Linked DNA regions of Homo sapiens: regions 1 and 3 are each linked to region 2. A link is a contact called in ENCODE Hi-C or POLR2A ChIA-PET data. All regions are on one chromosome and are shown on one strand. Each heading gives the region's core, a stretch centred on a gene start or an enhancer-like site at or near the end of the contact. The rest is flanking DNA. Distances are from core to core; before and after follow the strand shown. Region 1 holds the start of FEZ2 (fasciculation and elongation protein zeta 2). Region 2 holds the start of ATL2 (atlastin GTPase 2). Region 3 holds the start of CEBPZOS (CEBPZ opposite strand).

What was found. A loop is a pair of places that touch in the nucleus more often than their neighbours do. ChIA-PET counts read pairs that join two places held with the same protein, here RNA polymerase II (POLR2A). Pooled maps may share reads with other maps.
Region 1: a map of B cell shows a loop between it and region 2 (23-fold over the local background). The contact joins the promoter of FEZ2 here to the promoter of ATL2 in region 2. A Hi-C loop is called at or near these places in 1 of 168 maps with a recorded cell type or tissue (B cell) and 5 of 50 pooled maps. POLR2A ChIA-PET finds 5 or more read pairs at or near these places in 1 of 52 experiments (CD4-positive, alpha-beta T cell).
Region 3: a loop to region 2 is called in a pooled map, with 10 times the contacts of the local background. The contact joins the promoter of CEBPZOS here to the promoter of ATL2 in region 2. A Hi-C loop is called at or near these places in 7 of 50 pooled maps. POLR2A ChIA-PET finds 5 or more read pairs at or near these places in 3 of 52 experiments (Panc1, WTC11 and endothelial cell of umbilical vein).

Annotation. Positions count from the first base shown.
Region 1 is chr2:36,596,741-36,599,440 of GRCh38, reverse strand. FEZ2 (fasciculation and elongation protein zeta 2) reads left to right here and starts at 1,273. Exons shown (of 8, transcript NM_005102.3): 1 at 1,273-1,564. The coding sequence starts at 1,299. RefSeq lists enhancers at 278-1,204, 1,205-2,132 and silencers at 1,205-1,424, 1,465-1,824.
Region 2 is chr2:38,376,002-38,378,701 of GRCh38, reverse strand. ATL2 (atlastin GTPase 2) reads left to right here and starts at 1,429. Exons shown (of 13, transcript NM_001135673.4): 1 at 1,429-1,559. The coding sequence starts at 1,442. RefSeq lists silencers at 1,010-1,059, 1,130-1,289, 1,510-2,009 and enhancers at 1,260-1,509, 1,336-1,835, 1,836-2,337.
Region 3 is chr2:37,195,090-37,197,789 of GRCh38, reverse strand. It overlaps CEBPZOS (CEBPZ opposite strand), which reads right to left and starts at 1,294. Exons shown (of 5, transcript NM_001322374.2): 1 at 1,270-1,294. It also overlaps a transcript of SULT6B1 not described here. RefSeq lists a silencer at 1,321-1,460.

The DNA.
Region 1 (2,700 bases), core at 24-2,523, 1.8 Mb after region 2:
AGTCCGAAAAGAGAGTCAGCGAAGGGAGATGGATTATCATTAGTTCTTACAGGTTTTGGGTCAGGCGGTGAAGTTAAGAGCAATGTTTTGCGGGCAGGGGTGGATCTCACAAAGTACATTCTCAAGGGTGGGGAGAATTACAAAGAAACTTCTTAAGGGTGGGGGAGATTACAAAGTACATTGATCAGTTAGGGTGGGGCAGGAACAAATCACAATGGTGGAATGTCATCCTTAAGGCTATTTTTACTTCTTTTGTGGATCTTCAGTTACTTCAGGCCATCTGGGTGTATATGTGCAAGTCACGGGATGCGATGGCTTGGCTTGGGCTCAGAGGCCTGACAGCTAGATTTTGTATTTTTAGTAGAGACGGGGTTTTACCATGTTGGCCAGGTTGGTCTTGAACTCCTGACCTCAAGCGATCCGTCCACCTGGGCCTGCCAAAGTGCTGGGATTATAGATGTGAGCCACCTCGCCTGGCCTACTCCAATTTTTTTGTATTGTAGTAAAATAAACATAAAATTACTATCTTAACCATCTGTAAGTGTATAGATCAGTGGCATTCAGCACATTAACACTGTCGTGGAACCATCACCACCATCCATCTCCATAACTCTTTTCATCTTGCAAAACTGAACCGCCCAATCACACTTAGTTTTTATGAGGTCTAAACAATTTCTTGTTACTCTTATCACTCCGACATTGTAAGCCCTGTGTATGGGGCACCCATGTATTAGTTATAACATACACATAGGGTATCTACTATTAGGCATTGCTCTAAGTGCTTTGCAAATGTTAACTGGCATAATTATCTTTGTATGTTCTGCAGGATCTAGCCAGTGCTTTGCACGTGAGAGGTAAAATATTTGAGGAATGAACTTCGGTACCACCTAAACATTTCCCATTGACTCTGGCTGTTATTCTGGTTGGCAAGTTAGGAAAGGAGCAGGTTACCTTGGGGAAAACGACTTTCGGGGCGTAATCTGATATTAGGTCGTAAGTTTAAAGAAGTCCTTTATTTTAGCCACATTTAGGCCAAGTTGCTAATAAGGGAAGCTAACAGGGAAGTTATTCCTAAATGATAGAGAATATAGGAAGTGACTCAAGGCAGTTAAGGTCTTGGCTTTCTAGTAGCACCGCGTTCAACTCCAGGAAGACTCAGGCCACCGGAGACCCAGGGTTGGGACAGCCTGGGATCTGTCAGCACGGTAGCGGGCGGGGGCGGGGCTTCGGGCCGGGGCGGGGCCGGGCTGGGCGGGCTGGGCCGGCCTGGGCGGGGCGCGCGACTGCTCCGGGCGGCGATGGCGGCGGACGGGGACTGGCAGGATTTCTATGAGTTCCAGGAGCCGGCCCGGAGCCTCCTGGACCAGGAGAACTGTAACGCGAGCCCCGAGCCTGGGGCGGAGGCGGGGGCCGAGGCGGGTGGGGGCGCCGACGGTTTCCCGGCCCCGGCCTGCAGCTTGGAGGAGAAGCTGAGCCTGTGCTTCCGCCCCTCGGATCCGGGCGCCGAGCCCCCGAGGACGGCCGTGCGGCCCATCACGGAGCGCAGCCTCCTGCAGGGGGACGAGTGAGTGCGGGGCCCCGGCCGGGAGTGGGCGGGAGCCTCCCCTACCCCTCGCCCGACCGGCAGCCCTACGGCCGCAGCTCCTCCCTGCGCCCTCCTTCCGCCCGGACGCGGGAGTCCCCGCCCTCTCGCCTCCTTCCTCCGGCCGTCGGCCTCGGCTCGCCCAGCAATTTAAATCCCCTGCCCCCCGCCGCCACGAGCCCTGAAAACCTCCGCCTCGGTACCTCCCGCCCTCCTTCCTGCAAACCAAACCCTCGTTTGTATTAGAAGGGAATCGCCCATGCAGAGCCCATAGTTAGAGACGGCACCTCCTGGGGCACCTCCTGGGGCACGTGTGTCGCCATTCATTCACTCAAGTCGCATTTATTAAGCACCTGCTGAGTGCCAGGCGCTGCTTCGCACAGGGAACACCAAAACGACTGGGCACTGTCCCTCCCACTTAGGACACAACGTAGGATGGGAGATAGATTTGTAAACAAATACATGTATGGATGTAATTAGCGCTGCAATGGTTATATGTACCAAATGTGAGAGACTTAAAAGCGTGTGTCTTGGGGAGAGTAAGGAACGACTTTATAAAGAAATGTGCAAACGAGATCTGACTGATGAGTGGGAGTGTGCCTGGCAGGTGGAAAAAAGTCTAACGTTCTAGGTGGAGTATATTGCCTGTGCATAAGTACCAACGTGCGAGGCAGCATTTAGGGCACAGGAATCTGTGGGACCCACCCGGGAGCCCTGGTAGAGTGCGAGCCGCCACAGAGACGAAAACGAAGGGCCCTGCTTACTGATGGTAACGATCGCATGGTCTGGTGGGGAGACCAAGGCATACACAAGTAATATTAATAATTACAGAATCACCTAAGAGCAATGATAGGAGGTTCACGGGGTTTTATCACAGCTGGGAGAGGTGAGGCGCAGAGTTCCTGAGGGCACTTTTTAAACCACCTGAGCCGCAATTATAATTTGGTTAAGTAAGAGTTGTAATTAGGTACCATGGTTTTACCCCCAAAAGATGGTAAATAGGAATGGTGAGAGTAAAGGGACTTGAGCATGTTGTGTATATAGGGGGAGAGGAGCCTCCGGAGAGGCTGAAGGTAAAATGAGTGGAATAAGATTGGGCGCGGTGGCTCACACCTGTG
Region 2 (2,700 bases), core at 180-2,679:
GAGGGGGAAGGGTAACTGTACTTTAGATTGTGGAGGTGGTTCAAGTCCCAGAACTAGAATCTTAGTAACTCAAAGAATATTGCCAAGAACACGTATATAGTTATTCTCCTAGATTTATGTGACAATGATGACAAACTCCATATTCTGTTGAAATATATTTGGATGGGCCGGGCGCAGTGGCTCACGCCTGTAATCCCAGCACTTTGGGAGGCTGAGGCGGGTGGATCACGAGGTCAGTAGCTCAAGACCAGCCTGGCCAAGATGGTGAAATCCCGTGTCTATAAAAATACAAAAATTAGCAGGGTGTGGTGGCGGGGGACTGTAATCCCAGCTACTCCGGAGGCTGAGGCAGAGAATTGCTTGAACCCGGGAGGCGTGAGCCACCATGCCCTACCTAGAATGGTATTTTGAAAGCTTTAATAACACCAGTGCTTTTCTAGAGATTGTGCATGCTGTGAATTTTAGACTTATGAAAAGACCTGGACAAAACAGCTGTTTGTACACCCGGACATCTGTTTTTACTGGAGAAGAGGAATTTCTAATGCAGCTGGCAGTATGGTAAAAATCCAAAGGGATCATGTTTCACAGACGCCTCCACGGGCTGACTTGTAATTTAAAAAGTGACCTGAACTTTCTACTGGATGTCACTGGATCCCCAGAAGAAGGTTCATCACAATTAGGTAAGAACCTGCCACGATTCATTTTCCGATTAGAGTGCTTTCTGGCATGCCTCTGCAAGGTGCTAGGAGCACAGGGCCAGGGTATACACAGTTGAGAAGATGGGGGAAGGTCTCATAAGTAGATGGGGAGCGAATGCAAACAAACCTTAGGATGGTGGGGGGGAGGGGAAGCAACAGTAGGGACTTGGGTGAGGAAAGAAAAGATCAAGAGGAAAAGCAGGGCACTGGCAACAACTTGGGGGGTGGATGGGGAGAGAGGAGGGGAATGGCTGTGATGAGGAGGGGGCGATGAAAAGGAGAGAAGGGGTGCGAAAGCCACCTCACGTGCAGGACGCACGAATCAACGATTAGAGATGTAAAGCGAATTGGGAGGGAGGGACTTAGTTCTCTGGAGCTCCCTTCTGCGTTTGCAGAGCCTGGCCCAGCGCTAAGGGGGTGTGGTGCTGAGCTCAGGGAGGTGGGGGTGTGAGACGGCGGCGGCAGGGACACCCCCGCCCCAGTCCAACCAGAAACTTGGAGCCGGGGAGACGGATCTGCAGGCGGGCAGGGCGAGGGCGGAGCGAGCGAGCGATGGGCGGGGCGGGGGCGGAGGGAGGGCGAGGAGATACAGGCGGAGGGCGAGGAGATACAGGCGGAGGGCGAGGAGATACAGGCGGAGAGCGGCGCTAGGACCCGCCGGCCACCCCGCCGGCTCCCGGGAGGTTGATAAAGCGGCGGCGGCGTTTGACGTCAGTGGGGAGTTAATTTTAAATCGGTACAAGATGGCGGAGGGGGACGAGGCAGCGCGAGGGCAGCAACCGCACCAGGGGCTGTGGCGCCGGCGACGGACCAGCGACCCAAGCGCCGCGGTTAACCACGTCTCGTCCACGACCTCCCTAGGTACGGGCCAGCGAGGCAGAGGCCGCGGGGCCCTGATGGGGAGAGACGCTCGCTGCTCGGGCTCGCGGGCACCGGCCGCAGGCGGCGGGGTCGGAGTCCGCGGCTGGTTCAGGTCTCCTCCCGCCGCCGCGCCTGCCCGCCGGGCCTAGCCTCAGCCGCGCCCCGCGCTCCCGCAGCGCGCGGCCTGAAAGGGCGGCTCGTGGGCCGCGGCTCCAGTAGCTGCTGGGAGAACCAGTGGCGCGCGCGTCTGCGACCGGCCCGGCCCCCTGCCCGCCAGCCCGCCGCGTGGCTGCCGCCGTGTCCGCCCCGACCTTAGGGGGCGGCCTTGAGCCGTGGCCGCCTGCCCGGGGCGCGGGGAGGTCGGCTGCGGCTCCGCTCCGTCCGGCGAGCTCCGGACGCGGCGGGGCGACCCGTTAGCTGGTGGGCGTTCGCTGTCCCTTACGCGGACAGGGAGGAAGGGGTGGCCAGGGCATGATGGGCCCCGCGGAGGAGGAGGTCGCGCGGGGAGCAGACACCTTGCTGCCGGGTCCGAAAGCTCCTTAGACACCCTTCCTGGAGGGAACCGCAGTCCGCAGGCCAGGGCTCTGTCCCCGGGCTCGCGTTTCGGGGCTCCTCGGCTCCCGAACCCATTCGCGCGGGTTGTGCGTGGCTAGGGTGCAAGTCTAGATTTTCGTGTCAAACTGGGGTTATGAGCCGTTTACGAGTCACTTGGACGATAGTAAGGCCTGATCACTCTGAAAGTGTCTGTAGTGTGAAGTCACCTGATCCTTGGCTCCCTGGTTTTGCTGAATGTGAGCTCCTACTGTACGTGTACCAGGAGCGCCCCTGCCCCCTCGAAGACGCAGTTGCGTTGGCAGCGCAGTGTATCCCTCTCACTCATAACACCCCTATTTATAGGAGTTTAGCGTTTGATCTCTCACTGTGGTGCGAATTGATCGCATGAAATCCTGATTGAAAATTTTGATGGTACTTAAGAAAGGCATAAAGTTTTTTCAAAGGCTTATAAATAGTAAAAGCCTACGATTTGGTAAGTACGGCCAAGATAAGAGTTTATTATTAAATACAGATACGAGCTCGTGTCTTAAGATTTCTTTTTTTACGGTGTGTAAAGGTTTTGCTGGATAAAATGTAAAGCATTTTG
Region 3 (2,700 bases), core at 45-2,544, 1.2 Mb after region 2:
GGTTCAAGTGATTCTCCTGCCTCAGCCTCCCGAGTAGCTGGGATTATAGGCGTGTGCCACCACGTCTGGCTAATTTTTTGTATGTTTAGTAGAGATGAGGTTTCACCATGTTGGCCAGGCTAACTTCCGACCTCAAGTGATCCTCCCGCCTCGGCCTCCCAAAGTGCTGGTATTACAGGCGTGTGCCGCCACGCCCGGCCTCTTGGGGTTATTTTTAATGTTCAAGGAATGAACAAAGACCGCCTGCAGCCAGTTCCATTATTCAAGGAATCGAAGTAAAATTTTGTTTTAAGAGAGGGTGGTGCTAAGAAATAAAGTCCATCTGTAGGCCAGGGTTAAAAGAAAAGAAAATAAAGTGCGAATAATACTGTACGGCTGCCTTGGTGTATAGTGGTGAGCATAGCTGCCTCCAAATAACACCGTACAACAAAGTATTTACCTTTTTAAAAATACATATACGTTTTGCACTGAGGCTCTCGGCTTCAGGAGGCTGATAAAACTTCAAGTTCCTTTGCTACAGACCACCAGGGATACACCTGTCCACCCACAAAGAAGTGAGGTTTACTAGCTGCGGCAAGGGAGACACGGCAGACCAGCGCCTGCCTTCTCGGCACAGGGAAAGGCATCATTCCGGGAAGTTTAGGTGAAGTTTAACACGAAGCCGCCTCTGACAGATTCGGCGCAGGGCTGTGTGTCATGCAGTTAACATCACACGGGGCTGAGACGCTGACTCGGGGACACAAGCTCAAGCCAAATGTGCAATGCTGGGTCGGAAGCCCCTTATCCCGGGATGCGCTCCAGGGAATCGGGGCGGCCTCCCAGCTTAGCGTCTGCAGGCTACGCGGTTTCAAGCAGCAACGTCTCTCCCAGCCTAGCTGTGCAGAGGACGACTTTTCAACAGAGGCCGAGAGCTGGCCGCCTCCGCTCCCCCGGCTCCCGGCTCCTGCCGCGGTCCCACCCAGCTCCCGCTTCCCCCGGTTCCCTGGTGCCCTCGGCTGCCCTCAGCTCTCCCCTAGCCCGCGGAACGCTAGGCCCGGGCCTGCAGGCGACACGCGCGGGCACGCACGGAGCACGGCCCGGCCGCCAGACCACGGCCGCCTAGCGACCCGGAAACACTCGCCTCCAGTGAATTAAGGCAGTGACACCTGACTATCCTCCACATGCCCCCAGAACTGTGACGAGGCCCCACGCAGAAGACCGCCCCACTCTCGTCGCACTAGGGACCCCGAAATCCGACCGCCCATGGGAAGCCACTCGCCAGAGTCTTACCTGAGGTGCGTTCAAGGGGGACTGCGCATGCGCAACGGTTGGCGACGCTCCACCCCTTCCGTTGTCGGCTCCGCCCCCACATTCGTAATTACTATTAATTGTACTCTGACCGCGACCCGAACCTGACTGCCCTCTATGTACATTATTTTACGGAATGTTCGCAATAACACATGCAACAGGTGCTGAGTGTATCTCATTTTACGGAGAAAGCAAGAGGCTTACACTGCCCACAATCGCAGTTAGTAAAATCAGAATTCACATTTAAACCCAGGAAACTGACTACGTGTAGCCTGTTCTGGGTCGTTTTTCTAACACCCTGAAACTTAAAGTGTGATAGTCTCAGAGGACTACCAACATAAGCATCACCTGAAAACTTGTTAGAAATGAAGAACTAGGCCGGGCGCGGTGGCTCACGCCTATAATCCCAGCACTTTGGGAGGCCTAGATGGGAGGATCACGACATCAGGAGACCGAGACCATCCTGGCTAACACGGTGAGACCCCGTCTCTACTAAAAATACGTTTAAAAAAAAATAGCTGGTCGTAGTGGCATGCGCCTGTAGTCCCAGCTACCGGGGAGGCTGAGGCAGGAGAATCGCTTGAACCCGGGAGGCGGAGGTTGCAGTGAGCTGAGATCGCACCACTGCACTCCAGCCTGGGCGACAGAGTGAGACTTTGTCTCAAAAAAAAAAAAATGCAGAACTACTGAATCTGAAACTGCATTTTAGCCAGATCCCTAAAGAATTCGTTTGCAAAGTAACACTTGAGAAAGCGCGAAGGGGACATGGAAACAGAGAAGAGAAAAAGAATATAAAAGTATATTGAAGTACCGTGTGCAAGACAAAGCCTGGAACACCCAAAACAGGCACAGATCTACCTTCATCGAAGTTCTAGTCTAGTTAGGGGTATTTACCACAAATAACTGATGGAAAGTACACAATGATAAGGGCCTTGCTTCTAATCCGAGGAATCTGTAAAGGTTTTAGAGAAGGGGTGATAGCTGGAGCTAACTCTGTCCACGCCAAGTAAAGGAAGTGCCTCTGCAAGGTGCTCTGTGATTGCCCCAATTTTCCTAACACCCGCCCCACCCCTAGTCCAGCCCATGTGGTTCATCTGTGTAACTAAAGCATCATAAATTGTGAAAAACATATGAATTTAGGGAGAACAAAAACTTTCAGACCATATAGCAAGGCTCCACTACATTGGTTTGAAATACCAGAATATCAGTGTTAAAAGTACCAGGATGACAAAGCAAGATGAAAAAGCTATTGGGGCTTGGTGCGGTGGCTCACACCTGTAATCCCAGCACTTTGGGAGGCCAAGGTGGGCAGATAACCTGAGGTCAGGAGTTCAAGACCAGCCTAGCCAACAAGGAGAAACCCCATCTCTACTAAAAATATGAAAATTAGCTGGGTGAGGTGGAGCATGCCTG